Linked DNA regions of Mus musculus: region 2 is linked to region 1. Evidence: chromatin loops called from intact Hi-C (ENCODE). Cell type or tissue: left cerebral cortex. All regions are shown on one strand.

The links. A loop is a pair of places that touch in the nucleus more often than their neighbours do. Peaks named below come from ENCODE experiments on the same cell type or tissue, not always from the same donor. Only the 100,000 strongest peaks of a DNase experiment are listed, where the experiment ranks them.
Region 2: it touches region 1 in a loop (4-fold over the local background); 2 of 42 quality-filtered maps call a loop at or near these places.

The regions. Positions count from the first base shown.
Region 1 is chr10:15,801,215-15,809,214 of GRCm38, forward strand. C330004P14Rik (RIKEN cDNA C330004P14 gene) reads left to right here. Exons shown (of 3, transcript NR_131087.1): 2 at 202-378; 3 at 5,657-5,851. Among named protein-coding and RNA genes, the nearest start is that of C330004P14Rik, 13 kb to the left of the region's middle. In left cerebral cortex, no CTCF peak of the experiment used is centred here; DNase peaks (open chromatin) are centred at 4,762 and 6,265.
Region 2 is chr10:15,295,563-15,303,562 of GRCm38, forward strand. No RefSeq gene overlaps it. Among named protein-coding and RNA genes, the nearest start is that of Gm23892, 310 kb to the left of the region's middle. In left cerebral cortex, a CTCF peak has its summit at 4,695 (motif pointing right); DNase peaks (open chromatin) are centred at 4,753, 5,311, 6,008 and 6,170; H3K4me3 peaks cover 1,142 bases; H3K27ac peaks cover 748 bases.

The DNA.
Region 1 (8,000 bases):
AGAGAGAGAGAGAGATTTAATTTATGGTGCCATAGCTACCAGAAATTGGAGGAAGCCAATGTCCTACTGAGAAAAAATGTGCAAAAATTCTATCAATTTTTTTCCAATTTTCTTTGAGACACTGTGTGAATACTTGGATCACAAAATTAAGGATACTATACCTAGGCAGTAAGTTGCTGAAGGAAGAATGTATTTTCTCAGTTTCAGGAGACTCCGGGATATCCCAAGAAGAACACAACAGCAATATAGTACATGGAGCAAGGAGATAAAGTCTTCATGAGCAGCTCGGAATTCTATAAGGGATCTTTGAAGAGCTACACTGAAGGGCAGAGTACACAAAGTGTAACTGGGCCTCACCAAACTCAGATGAATTTTCAGGTACTTAACCCAGTGCCTTGAATGAAAATTATAGAGTTTTTAGGGATGGAAGGGAAATGGGAATTCATAAAATGATAACAATATCATACACAACCTTTTAAGTCAATGTTATTATAATATTGACTAAAAATGAGATGCATCCCAGAACTGATTTGTGAATTAAAATTAAAATGTTTAGTTATAAATCTTACTGTAAGTCTGTATAAATCAATAGCACCAATACAACCATTAGAAAAGCTAGCAAATCCCATCTGAGAGGTAAAATCTAAAATATCTGGCAGAGACTATACAAATAAGAAAGTTCATCAATAACAAAGATTTATGAGAAGTCTTAACAAGAAAAAATAACTTACAGAAACAGGCATGGTGAGCAAAAATGTTATGAATCCGATTCCAAGGCAGAAACATAAAAAAAAAAATTATTAAGAAAATCTCAACAAAACTAAGGGTTCAATATTAACATTATTCATCAACAAGAAACAGGGTATTTTATAATTTTACATGTCTTTTTTAGAGATTACTGTTACCCAAGTAATTGTTAGAGAACATTCTAAACAATTAATAGTTTCAATGATGGAGTCATGCTGAATAAAATACCAGAATTAATAGAGAAAGAACAGATGCTTCTCTGAAAAATCTGAAAAGCATTTCAGAGACAAAGAAAATTGAAGACAGTATTTTAAGCCATGGAAAGTCAGCCTTGAAAACTGAGTATGAACCTTTTCGTTACAAAACAGTTTGCTGATAAAGAGAAATCACATGTGCTTTAACTTAGAGTTCATGAAATAGAAGTGATAGATGAGACATAGACAAATCATAAATAAATAAAAGAAAGAGATGGAAGAATTTAATACAATGGTTAGAGGGAACACAACACTAAAAAGTAAGTCCATTCAGAGCCAAAGGAGTTCCTCTTGTGGTCAGGATACTGTTTGTAAATTTGAGCTTTGCTGAGTAGAAAGCTGGTTCATCAGATGTTTAGTATTGAGGTGGTAGAACATTTCAGAGATCTAAGGTAGTGAGAGCAATTCAGGTCATAGAGTACACTTCCGCCAATGGATAATGTACTTCCTGTAAGAGCCTTGATTGAGTTAGACTTCATTAGATCAATATTGTACACTGAAGAAGCCCTACTTCCTGCTGTTACTTCCTGAGTTAGGATGGAATCTTTTCCTCTCACACATTTGCCACTCATTTGGTGCTATTGTGAGATATTTATCAGAATCATCTTGAGACTTGTACTATACTCTTGAACTTTAAAACTGAGATAAACCATCTACTTTTAATATATTATTCCTATCAATTCTTTCAGAATTACATGTATACCTTGTATTTTGATACTATCCATCCATCATTCCTCCAGTAACTTCTTCCAGATACACACCCATATCCAACACACTCCTGTTTTTAATATAAATAAATAAAAGATAATTCATCTCAGGATTATAGTTACTAAAATAAATACAGTAAGTTCTTCAAGAAGAATGATATTTTCATTGGATAAAATCAGACATGTAGAAGACATCAAGGATGGGTGAATGGGGATCAAGGTCTGGGAACTTGGAGAACAGAAGAAAAGAGTTTTAAAGGGGTCAAGACATTAAGATTTAAGACATCAAGGTAGGGCATGACTGGGAATCAATTTCAGATGAAATAACATATTCTGTTGGGTTTAGGATGAAGAATAGTGTCTTGCTCAGTGTTCTTTGACTGTGAAGAGACACCATGACAGGTTGAATCTTATAAAACAGTACATTTTCTTGCAACTTACATACACTTTCAGAGATTGTGTCCATTTTTAGTATTGTAGGGTTCATGGTGTCATGGAGACAGACATGGTACTAGAAAAGTAGCTGAGAGTTGTACATCTAAATCCATAGACAGCAGAGGGAGAGCCACTGACCATGGTTTGGGCTTCTGAAATCCCAAAGCCTATCTTCAGGGAATCCTTTCCTCCAATGCCAGACCTACTTCAACAAAGCCATACCTCCTAATTTCACTTAAGTAGGGCTGTATGATTAATCATCCAAATATAAGAACCAATGGGGGCCATTCTTATTTAACCACCATAAATGATGCCTAGTTAATTAACAGCTTTTATATATGAGTTTTTCATGTATACATCACCAAGTCTGCACATACACAGCAATGCGCCGTAGTCTTTAGACTCGTTACATTAGTTGTGTTTCTAATTCTTGTGATCAAATATCAAACAAAAACAACTTAGGGAAGGAAGAGTTTATTTTGGCTTCCAATTTAAGGGTGTAGTCTATATGATAGGAAAGTCCTGATGGTAAGGGAGGAAGCTTGAGAACAAGAAAGGGCAATAAATTCTCATGTCAGCTTACTTTACTTACTTTACTCCTTACAAAGTTAAGGAATCTATTCCATAGTCTGATGCTACCTATTTACAGGATGAGCCTCCCCACCTCAGTTAACTTTGTCTAGATTGGTGGTTTTCAACCTGGGAGTAATGATATCTTTGGGGGCTACGTATTAGATATCCTGCATATTAGCTATTTATATCATGTTTCATAACAGTGACAGAATTTCAGCTATTATGTAGCAACAAAATAATTTTATGGTTGGGGTCACCATAGCATGAGGAACTATATTAAAGGGTCACAGCATTAGGAAGGTTGAGAACCACTGTTCTAGATATTCCATCATGTGCTGCTAAGAGGCTTTTCTTCTGGATTACTTTATAACCCAACAAGTTGAAAATCAGTGTTAACCACTATGCAGTCATTCACAATCGCCTCCATGCTGTGACATTTTAATACAGTTCCTCTTGTGATGGTGACACCCAACCATAAAACTATTTTCATTGCTAACTCATAACTGTAATTTTCCTACTGTTATGAACCGCGATACAAATATCTGTGCTTTCTGATGGTCTTAGGTGACCCCTGTAAAAGGGTCTTTCAACCTGCAAATGGGTTGCAACTTACAAATTGATAAAATGTGTGTAGGATGTTAAATTTGCTTAACTGCCATGAAATCTTTTTTCTTACTGTCATCATAATTATGATCTATCACATTTTTATAATTATCTTTTTGTGTTTAATCTTATGACGTTGTACATTTGTTACATTAAAAATTCTATTAAAAGTTGTGAACACTTTCAAAATAACCAACAACAGTTTTGACGAAGTTAATGCCTGTAGCATATTTTGAAACAAATAGACGAGATGAACAGGTATACAATTTAAATATACATTATAAATAGTGTATGGGCTATTAGAGAGAGAATCTTTCATGACATTTAAGAGTAAGAAGATATAACAAGCAAAAGTAAAGATTAAGTAAAAATAACCTTGAAAATTCTTCTTTTAAAAAAATGTTATGTCAGCTTTATTTATATAACAGTCACAAGCTAGAGATAATGATTTGTTAGACAAACCATTATACACCTTGGATGGGCCTCACTGGTACATGTGACAATGTGAATAAACATTTAGGAAATTATGCTAGGTGAGAAAGCCGCCCATCCTGAGGGCTGTACAGTATATTCTTTATTTTATATATAAAAGTTTTGAAAAATTCCACTTTAGAACTAGAGCATAGACTTGTGATTACAGGAGATGGAGCTCTAAGAAGCTGTGAGTTACCAAGGGATCCTTCAGTCAGTGATTTTTTTTTCAGTATCTTGAATGACAGGTGATATTTCCATGAACTATAAATATAATAAAATTATATGTAATGTATACATCTAAATGTGTACACGTAGGAACTTGAAATCTAAATAAGGTTAGCTTGTGTCAACCTCATAAAGTATCTGACTTTTGTCACTCTAGTTTTGTAAGCTTTTACTAATTGGAACTTGGTAATGGGACATGGCACCCGTGGTTTGTTTGTTATATTTTTTTTGTTTTTCAATTTGTTTATTTTTCTCTTATATAGTATATCCCAACAGCAGTTCCCCCTTCTTCTCTCCCAAGTCCCCAACCCCTGCAGTTTAATCCTCCTATATTTTCTTCAGAAATGGGCATACATCCCAGAAATGTAAACCAAATATGGCCGGCATATCAAGTTTCAATAAAACTAGGAACCTCCTCTCATGTTAAGCCTGGACAAGGAGACTCACTGGGAAGTAAAACATCCCAAGGACAGACACGCATCAGAGACAGCCCTACTGCCTGTTTTATGGATTCCACAAGAATACAAGCTATACAAACATAGCATATTTGCATAGGGTCTAAGAAAGACTCATGCAGGATTCCCTTATTGTTGATACAGTCTCTTTGAGACCTTATAGGACCAGATTAGTTGATTCTGTGGGTTTCCTTGTGGCATCTTTATCCCTTCTTGCTTCTATAATCCATCTTCCCCATCTTCAGTAAGATTCTCCTGATGTATGGTTGTGGGTCTGTGCATCTGTTTTCACATGTTGCTGAATGAATCATCTCAGATGCTGATTATGCCAGGCTCTGTGTCTCGGAGTATAGCAGAATATCATTATGTATAATTCCACTGACTTGTCTACGAGTATAGAAGAATATCCTAAAGAATTATTACATTGACTGCCTTCCTTCCTTCCTTCCTTCCTTCCTTCCTTCCTTCCTTCCTTCCTTCCTTCCTTCCTTCCTTCCTTCTTTTCTCTCTGTCTGTCTCTCTGTCTGTCTGACTGTCTGTCTGTCTCTCTCTCTCTCTCTTCCTTTCCTCCTTTCTTCCCTTCTTTCTTTCCCCTTGCTGGTCATGTTTTATTCTATTCTAAAGGCTATTCAGCCTCTGATTTGTCCCTCCAGGCAGTGTCAGTCTGAAGCTGGACCTATCATTGGGTGTCCATTTCCCCAACTTCTGTGCCATCTTTACCACTGAACATTTTGCAGGCAGAATAAATTGTAAGTTGAAAGTCTTGAGACTGGGTTGATGTCCTAGCCCCTCCACTGAAAATTACGCTTGACTAAGGGCAATGGTTAGTTCAGTCTCTGCCTCCCCCCTTACTAAGGGTCTTAGCTAGGGTCACTCTCATAGATTCATTGTATTGATGTTTCCTTATCCCCAAATATCCCCTAATTTCTGTTATCTCATCCAGTATTCTCTCCCTCCATCCTCCCTTCACCTGGAAACTTATTCTTATATGTACTAGATCAACACTTTGTCTTCCATAATCCCTAGAATGAGAATTTCCACAATATTATCATTATTACTGTTAACAACAAAATGGATCTATTGAGATATTCAACTCAAACTGACTTGAGGTGATAGAATTACTATTGATACTAAACCATTTCACATTCCTGATAATGCTTTCTTTTATATCTTTCTTCTTCAGGTACCTGAGAGATGGAAAGTGATACATGACTGACTCTTACTCTTACCTCATTGTCCTTCTCAAATTGAATTTACTTTATATAAATGTATTTCCTTCTTTTTAAAATTTTTCTAATAAAATATAGTACAAGTACCTTGTAATCAGCTGACTTTTAATAAAATAATATAGTAATAATAAAACAATGATATCTGAAATAGGACTAAAGATCAAGTATTTATTTATTTTGGGATTCAGAAGATATTAAGGCAAACATGGAAGACACAGACTTCCAATGATCACTAAACTTCTGCAGTTATACACTTTCCTAGTAGCATCAAGTACCGTAGTTGGCTTCTAGGTGTTCCCTTGCTATTCTTTAGTCACAGGAGGAAAAAGAAGAGACAGAATTCCTCAGAATAGTAGGTTTCGAATTAGAGTATCAGAACTATTTCCTTGTCTGGAAACTACTACAAAGACAATGCAAGATTTTCTTTTTCATTTTTATTTTTGGCGTACATAGGAGTGAAACTCAAGAACTCATCCTTGCTAGGAAAATGCTCTACCAGCTTAGTTACATCCCCACCCCTCAAGTGTCCAGATGGACGTGATAAGAATAAGACAGAAGCATTATACATGTAAAACATGCACTCTGTCACCTCTCCCACCCACTGGGAAGTACTAAAAATGTAATGAGTGGTTTAGAAATTTCTACAGTGAATTTATATTTCTGTAAATCTTAGAGTTAACTATGGAAGCATGAGCTATATAAAATTTTCTATTTCTATTCTGCTTTTGGCCCACTTTCTGAGTTCCCTAATTTGAACATACTATTCTCATTTTTTTCTCTTACTCAAACTCAGTGTTATAACTTTTTAGTAATAACCTTAATTTAGATAGTTGACCAAAAGCTAAGCATGCTGCATGAGATATAAGTAATTCAAAATGCGTTCCTCCTGGATAAAAATCAAACAGATACTAGATACAAGGCTATACCAAGATGCACGCTCTTGTTCTATTTTATCCATTGGTTCTTTAAGAGTTTTTAATTTTGTGAAACATATTTTGACCATATAAATCCCCCCAACTCTTACCAGATCCACCCTCACTTCTTTCTCTACCCTACTTTACAAAACCAAACATACTCTAAAACCCTAAAGACCAATTTGTGCTACCTTAAATATTTTTGATATGTGGTCTTACATTGGAGTATGGTCTGTTTTCTAGGGCTACACTGTTAGGAAAAGCTGACCCTCTCATTTCTGAACAACATTTGACAATTATTTCATGGCTAGGGGTAGAATTATATACCTGTTGTGGCTTGTGTTTCTACGGGTATTGCCCATACTGTCCCAACTACTGTGAATCCATGTTGTAGCTGCCCTGTAATGACTGGAGAATGTCTCCTTGTAGTCATCTTTTGGAAAGCTAAACCCCTGTTCTGCAATGATTAATGAGCATTAAAGGATGATAGTTTATTTGTTTCCTTAGATCTGAGAATTCTTCAGTCTGTTATTCTCGTCAGCATGGCCATCTCTGTGTTAAACACTATCTACCAAAAAATAAACAATAAAAAATAAAATAAAAATCTCAGATCAGAGTCAAGAGAGGCACTGATTATGAGTATAACGATAAGTCATTAGGAACTGATTTAACATTATATTCATTAAGCAGCACAATAGTGTTTAGTTTTTTCTAGGGCTTTGGAGTCATAAGGTTTGGGCTGATAATGGTGACATTTAGGTGTTTAATCTTGTGAAGCCACAATCAGAAAGTTGTTGGTTATTCCCAGTGATGTTCTTGCCACTACTGCAGTAGTGAGCTTAGCTTGCCAGACCCATCATTGTTTATCTTATAAGAATTGACCACTGTGTATGACTGTTGATTGCTTTTCTGCTTTGGAAGCAGGCAAAACACTTTGTAGCATTATGAAAGCTTCCTAGTAGGAATGAAGTTAGAACTTTGTGGGTTAAATATCATAGAAAAGCTCTATATAGGAATAACAATACATTTCCCTTTATTTATACTCAGAAATACTCAAACTTTTGCTAATGATTATAAATACTATTTGTGTTGTTTTGAATAGTTGTTCATTTGAGACAGGCTCTCTCTATGTAAACTAAACTAGTCACAAACTCATGACAGACAAGTAGATCAATGGAATAGAATTGAAGATCCAGAAATAAACCCACATACCTATGGTCACTTGGTCTTTGACAAAAGAATTAAAACCATCCACTGAAAAAAGACAGCATTTTCAACAAATGGTCCTGGCTCAACTGGTGGTTATCATGTAGAAGAATGTGAATTGATTCTTATCTCCTTGTACAAAGATCGATTCTAAGTGGACCAATGGCCTCCACATAAA
Region 2 (8,000 bases), 510 kb before region 1:
AAAAACCTAGATAAACTTTAATATGTTAATAATGGCTTCCTCAGTGTCTAAGCTCACACCTGGGATAGAGAGATTGGCTGTTCTACCAGCTGGCCTGAGGTCTATTCCCAGAACTCACTTGACAGATCACAACCATCTATAACTCTAGTTCCAGGGATCTGATGCATGCTTCTGGCCACCCTTATTCACCTGATGTGTGTGATGCACAGAGATACGTGCCACCACATTACCATACACACAAAATAAATAATATAATTAAAACACATACACAGGTAAAGCCTAAATTACTTAGTAATGAAAAGCCAAGTCAAGGGATGCTGTGTTTGCCCTCATCTGCATGACATTATTTGTTTGATTTCCAGGATTTAGAGACCATACTTTTTCCACCTAAAACTATTTGTGTTTGTTTCTCTTGTTCTGTTTCCTTTTTTATACACTCTCTACTGCTCCCAATTTCCAGAAAAAGACGTTTCTGATCAATCTATCAAACTCTTCAAGGTTTCTACTTCCGCTAGCTTCCTGTCACATTCTAGTGAATATGTGAAACAGGACACATTGTGACTTTCATGAAACTTACATACTGTTGTCTCTGGGTTTCCTTCTGCCACAAAAATATTGATAGACGCTATCATGATTGTGTTGGGTTAGAATCAAATATATTACTTGCATAAATTTAAGCATTTGATATAAGACTTTATTTTATCTTTGAATTTCAAAGAAATTAAAAGTTTCATGTAGTTTAAAAATTATTGTGTGCTTTGGGCATTCTGCCTTCTGAGTCGGACAGGTCGTCTGACTTGGAAACCCTATTAGGGCTCCCCATAGGCTTTAAACTCCTTTCCCACTGAGCCTCTCACTCATTATGCCTTAGCTCCTGCTAGACTTTACAAACCTATGTTACATCCAGCGAAAGAGGCTTTGGAACAAAGATATCCTCTGTGTTTCTCTCTTCCCATAGACATCCCTGAGCTTGCTCTCTTATCTCATTGCCTTTCTGATGACTGTATGTTGTAGTATGGAATTTATCTGGATGGATCCAAAGTTTCTACCCCACCTTTGACCATCTAGTTCCTGGATAAAAACACACACACAACTTATAGTTTTACAATAAGCCTTAATTATTACTAGAGCTGGGCAGATATCTTCCCTCTATGTATTTAGAATCCACTTTCATATCAATAAACCCCAGTTATTACTATGTTTCATCTGGGCTGCAGTTAACTACAATTGGCTAGCCCTCAGGGCCATGCTTGCTCAATTCCTAATCCATGGCATCTTCCCTCCCTCCTCCTCTTCCTCTTCCTCCTCCTCCTTCCCCTCCTCCTCCTTCCCCTCGCCCTCTTCCTTCTTTTCTCCCTTCTTCTCTTTTATCTTCTACCTTTCCCTCTAGTTCTCCTCTGACTCCCAAGCCCAGAAACCTTAAACCTCACCATGTCTTTACTGTCCAGCTATTCGGTGTCAGTATCCTTATTTACTAATGAAAATTAACTTGGGGGCAAAGTCACACAGCGTCTACTTGCAGACCCTCTTGTCTCTGGGGCAACCAGTCTTGAGGTACCAATATTAGCTTTAGAATGCAAGCAGCACCAGGCCAACCCATTACAACTTTACATAACAGTTATCCTATGTGACCAGTGTCTCTACCAATGTCCCAAATCCCTAGTCTTTCAGAATTATTCTTCTATTGTAAATTTTGTGAGTTCAATAATTTAGAGTTCGCATATGAGCAGGGCAGAAGGAATTTGCTTAGGAGTTTTGTGATCCAGTAGAACAATACAAGTAACGATAATGAATGATAGTATGTAACAATTAAAAAGGATTTTGAATATATTTACCATAAAGAAATGGTACTACTGGATTGAGGAAGTGGAAGAGAAGGAGGAAGTGTTAGAAGGAAGGGGAAGGGAGGTGGAGGAGGGAGCTCCAGAAAGGCAAAGTGTTTGTGAAAATACCATAGATACAGATACTAGTTTGTATACTAATATTTTAAAAAAGAGAAATATCAGTGTTTAAGGTGTGGAATATATTTATGACTCTGATTTTCCTGTCTAATTATTACATGAATCAAAATGTCATATTCTTGCTCATAAATATCTCCTTATATTAAACATAGATTTTCTACTTTCTTCTAAATACTGGTTTGAAATAGCTTCATAGCTTATATTAGTTTCTTGAAAAATATTATGACTACAATAAGCTATCAGTGTTGGAAAGCCAGGGATGATGTATTCAGTAGTATTCACCTCCTCTTGTGGGCTCACTACACTCTTACGTAGACCCCTTCTTCAATTCACAGAAAATCAGGGATGCTCTAAGGTCATAGGAAATTACTCTGATTTCTTTAATTTCCTTACTAGAAACAAAACTTTCCTTCTTCCTGTTCAAACCACAGAGAAGTAATGGGAGAGTAAAATAGATTAATTCCCTATATGTCAAACAACCACAGGACCATACTTCACTGTTCTCATAAAGACTGTTTTGGAAGAACCAGCTACAACATTCCAGGACTTCATTTATGACACTTTATTCTAGAAGAGTAAAACAGTAAATGGCCAAAATTATTCTAGAGGTAACATGTTACCATTACAGTTAGACCCCAGCGAGTTGTGCTAGGACTTTACAGCATTTCTGATACGTTCAGCAAAACTTAATCTCTTCTGTTTTGCCATAAAATTGTGTGCCTCAATTATAACACTTTTTTTGATTTTTAAATTTTATTTTAATTAGGTATTTTCTTCATTTACATTTCCAATGCTATCCCAAAAGTCCCCCATACCCTCCCCCCCCCCCCCACTCCCACTTCTTGGCCCTGGCATTCCCCTGTACTGAGGCATATAAAGTTTGCAAGACCGATAAGAGCAAATACACTATGTGAGTTTGAACAAAATTTACTTTGGAGATGAGAAACCTGGGAAGCAAAAGGATTGAATTAGATGTAATAATCCAAACCAGTCTGGGTGTGGGAATGGCATCTGTAAGGAGACATGAGTTCTGCTGCACAAACTTGGAAGGTTTTGAGTTCGACTTCATGCACCAGACAACAGTGGAAGAGATGAATCTGTCTAAGTTGGATGCACCGTGGAAGTAGGTTGACCTAACTAGTGAAATCACCTGGGTCAAAAATAGAGAGGGTCTGCACGAAGATATAGAAGACGTGAAGATGGGTTGTGTTTTCCAGACTGAAGTACACACTCATTCTTTCTTACTTCAGGTGACATGTTGGTGAGAGCTGACAAAGGTCACATTGAGTCGAGGTACGTTGGCTTTCTCCTTTGCAGTCATGAAAGCCAGGTGCTTAGTGGAGAGGCTCTAACTTTACTCGCTAAGTAATGATGAATAAGTAATCACATTGTTTAGAATATAACAAGTTATTTTATTTGTAAAGGTTTTACTTTTATTCATATATGTATGTATATGTATATGATTATGTATGTAGGTGCCTGTGGAGACCAGAAGAAGCCTCCTGGAGCTGAAATTACAGAGTCAGTAAATAGCAGCCTTCTATAGCTTCTAGGAACAGAACTCCAGACCTCTAGAAGAGCAGCAGGTGCTCTTAACTGTGAGACCATCTCTCTAGTCCCATAGTGTGAGTTTTTGTGAAACATTTATATCAAACATTTAATCATACTTACTTTATAGGTATAAGCAGGGTCTAAATAGGTTCTCGTTAAACAGTAGGGATTTAAGGAGTTCTTATGAATAATTGAATAATAATGAAACATTTCCCCCCATTTTTAGATGTAATATTATACTAATCCATAGATTTGACATTAAAAAGGTCATAATACATTAAACCACTGCAAGTGAACATATCACACTGAAAACTTTATTGAAATGATTGTTTGTGATTCTTATTGTTCACATCCTGATCCCTGTATTAACTGCCCTCTGCACCCAGACATTTCCTTTGTTTTATGCATGGGAAGGAAGGCCAGGCTGAGCAGCACATATCTGCCTTAATGGACAGAGGAGGAGCCTGCCTACCCTGGTGCCTGGGCACATGAGTGCCTTTTTATCCCCTTTCCTCCTCGGGTCTTAATTAGCATCGGTGATTCAGGCTGGCTACATTTTTCATCCAAGTTTTTCTTTCAAGTTACGAATCAATAACTCGTTAATGAAGCCAGAAGAGAGAGAGAGAGAGAGAGAGAGAGAGAGAGAGAGAGAGAGAGAGAGAACACGAAGCATTCTTAAACGTCTACTACCACTCCCAGAAGCAAACCAACAAGCCTGGAGCTTCAGAGAAATCATTCAGCTAGCAAAACTGTGTGGTTGCTGGGAGGGAGGGTAATTGATTTAGTGAGGAGGATTGTAAGACCTTTAAGTATTCAGTTCAACACATAGTATATCAAATGTTGCTTTCAGTAGTATTAATATTTGCATTATGATTTTCAATTTCATCTTCATGAAATGTCATATAATACAGTCTTAATAAAATGCTTCTAAAGCTACCGTACATCGGAGGAGGCATTAATTCAACTTTCTCTAGATGAAGTTGTTTAGAAAAACATTACGCCTTAGACCTTCCGAAGAAGCTGAGTGGTGGTGGGGGGTGGGGAGGAGGCTGATCGTTAGCATTCATGCAGATACCAGAGAAGGTCATTTGCACTTCTGTGCCAGACCTTTCAAAAATAAAGTAAAAAAAAAAAAAAAAGGTCAGGTCTCAGCTCACAGTTCAGAGAACTGACCACTAGGTGGCAGAAGCGCTCCTTCTGCTAACTCAGCCTCTCCTGGTGTGGGCTGTAATTAGGTCAGTGTAAGTTAAAGTAGGGCTGAGAGATGAATAAAGTAGATTTTCTCCTCTAGAACACACTGCAGTTTAATTTCACTTCTTTCTACAGTGTGCGATGAAGGTGGACTTAACTTTTAAAGGCAAAGAGACAAACCACTGCCAGGATAAATGAGAAGACGCAGAGGGGGCAACTGGCACCACACAGGAGAGGAAATGCTTTCTGGCTGGTTCCTAATTTTCATATCCGGGTTATCGTCAGAAATCATTTTCAGAGGTAAGGTAATGAATGCTTTATGTAAGGAAGAGGTGACTTCTGAAGCCCAAAGGGGTGGGCTTGCTGGTGTTCAAAAATCCATTCCCTTTATTGATGATCCGTGCAATAAAGCTATTTTCTTTGATGATGTTTCATTTATTTATTTATTTATTTATTTATTTATTTATTTATTTATTTATCTAATTTTGTCAGCAGCCAGAAACATGTTAATCTGAGGAAAAGCTCCACACCCCCACACAGACTTCCCTTTCCTGGCGAGTGTGCCAAGGAGGAAGAGCTGCTGAAGGTGAAAGTTGAAACCTCCTGCTCTTGTCTTGGTGGCTCTGGGGAGGACAGAAAGACCTCAGCACATGAATCTAGCTCTAGCATTAAAACTGCAGCAGGCCACCATGGAGTGGTGTCCCCCAAAAGCATCTGGCTGCTGTGTTCACTTACATGAGGAACAGCAGAAAATGTGAACAATCACAGGGAAAATGTATCCTTTACCCAGCCCCAGCCGTTGACCATAGCATTGAATGTGTGCAAGGTCGGCTTCTGTTCTTTGTTTTTGCCTTTAAGAAAATAGGGGAAAATAGGGTTTAAGTTAGACATACGCTAGGTAGAAATGTTTCCTGATTCTAGATTCTCTATAGTTTGAGAGTATCTAGCTGAATGCAGTGTTGTTCCTTTAGATTACAGATTGTGTCACAGGTAGTTCCAAACTCAAAGACAGAGGAAGGGCAGTTGGTGACATAATTAAAAAAAAAAAAAAAAAAGAAAAGAAAAAAGTAAAGAAAAGGCACACACTGTATAATGGTCAATGAGAAGATGAGGTGAGCACAAAGCTGTGTCTCTGACAAACTGAGATTCCCCAGATAATTTCTGGGTTTTCAGATATGATTCTAAGATAATTCCCCAGCATTGCCCAGTTGTTAGTGTCGGTGCTACCCCCAAATTTCTTCTGCCTATTTGTCAGTACCTCATGCCTGTACACGCTGCTATCTGTACTGCATGTGAGATGATGCCTGAATCTGTGTGCTGTTCTGTGTTCATAGATTTGTCTCCAGAATCACAGACAGTCACATTAAATCTATATTCAATATGTTATATGACTGAATTCTCTGTTCTGTAAATGATGTCCTCTGCATGGCTCAATATTATAAAAAGGAAAAAAATGAAAGGGGACTGATGGAGAGTCGAGTAAGAAGCAAGTGATGAACAGATCTAAGAGAAGCATCTTGAAGTGTGGTTTTAAGGTGGAATCAGAAAACTGTAGTTTCCTTTTCCAATTGATTATTCCAACAGCTCCATTTGCTGATAGATATGAGGTAGATAGGAGACAAACAGATGTTCTGCTATTGAAGAGAGTAGGGGCAGAAAACAGTCAACAAATTATAATTTACAAAGACACTGGGCTGATGCTTGATCACATATCTCAGTGATCAGGTACAATCTTATCCTGAAATATCATTGCCAGCTAATCAGAGTTGTGGACAGAGTGGCAGATAACCAAAGAGTAAAAATAGTTACATAGACAAGGTGAACTAAGGAGAAGACATTTCATTAAAAACTATTATTTCTTTGTGAAAATGTATCATCTCTACATTTTCATTTTTTTTTTTTTGTTTTACAATGTAATGTCAAGTTGGATTTTAGAAAAGAAAACATGTTGATCAGTGAGAAGTGAATACTGTCTTCAGTGCTTTTAAAGCTCTGAGCACATTTTAAACAAGTCTGTGATGCAGAGCTAGAAACAGCATAGGCTGTCATTTTGGATGTAGGATACACAAGACTTATTGACTTTTTAAGTGGGTTCAGGGATGTTTTGATGGTCTCCCGGTCTCCTAGCATCTTCTCTCTCTTTTTTTCTATTATCTTATAATATGGAGACTTTGTTCTTATTTCCCTCATGTTCCATTTTTATGCACAGGTCACATGAATTCTATTGTTGCTTATAACTGTAGCTTGCTCCTTAAGGATCCCGAATTGCATTATATTGAGTGATTCTTGCTGCACACTATTTATTCCGTTTTTGAACTCATTTCAATTTGCTAAGAGTAATAGCAGGGATGTTGTGAGCATACTTTATAAGTGTTCTTTCTAAATTTTGTATATATTCACGTACAAAAATATCCTGAAGGGCATACTGAATAACATGTACGCTTTATGTTTTGATACATGAAAGCATGAATTGAGTACATAGGCTAACATTTTTAATAGTGTTGCATAAATATCCCAATTGCTCTCTGGCCTTGTCATCCTTTAATAATTCTACCTTTTCCACTTTTAACCATTCTGTTTTCTCTCCTTTTTATAGAAATATGAACAGACCATTTAGATTCTCAGATAATACAAATGGTAAACCCAGTTAGTTACTGCAAAATAGCTTACCTGTTTCCTTTTAAAGAACTGGTCAGTTTTGTTTTGTCTTAATTTTTATGATGACCCTCTGGCTACAAGAGTATAATAAATTTTATGTTAAAAATTATAAAAATGAAATTGTCAAAGGACAGGCATGGTCTTGTATTCTAGTTTGATTTCCTATTGGTTTGAAAAGGTATTCTAACTAAAATCAACTTGAGGAAGGGATTAATTTATTTCATTCATACTTTCAGGCCAAAAGCTATCGTCAAGTGAACACCGAGCAAGAATTCAGAACAATAACTTATGTGGAGGTGATCTAAAAATGCGGCTCACTGGTTTGATCATTGACTTATGGTCAGCTAGTTTGCATCTATAGACCTGTCCTCCCTGCTAGGAAATAGTGCCACTCACAATGGAATGGACCCTCCCACATTAGTCATCACTCAATGCAGTCTCTCATGAGCATGGCCACAGACACATCAGGTCTGGTAACCTCTCACTGAGAGTCTTTTAGATGCCTCTAGGGTGTGCCAATTTAGCAGCTGAAGTGAACTAGGACTCTTCACAATATTTTGCTATATGAACATCAAATTAATGGCCATCATTGGGAAGAGATGCCCCTTGGTCTTGCAAACTTTATATGCCCCAGTACAG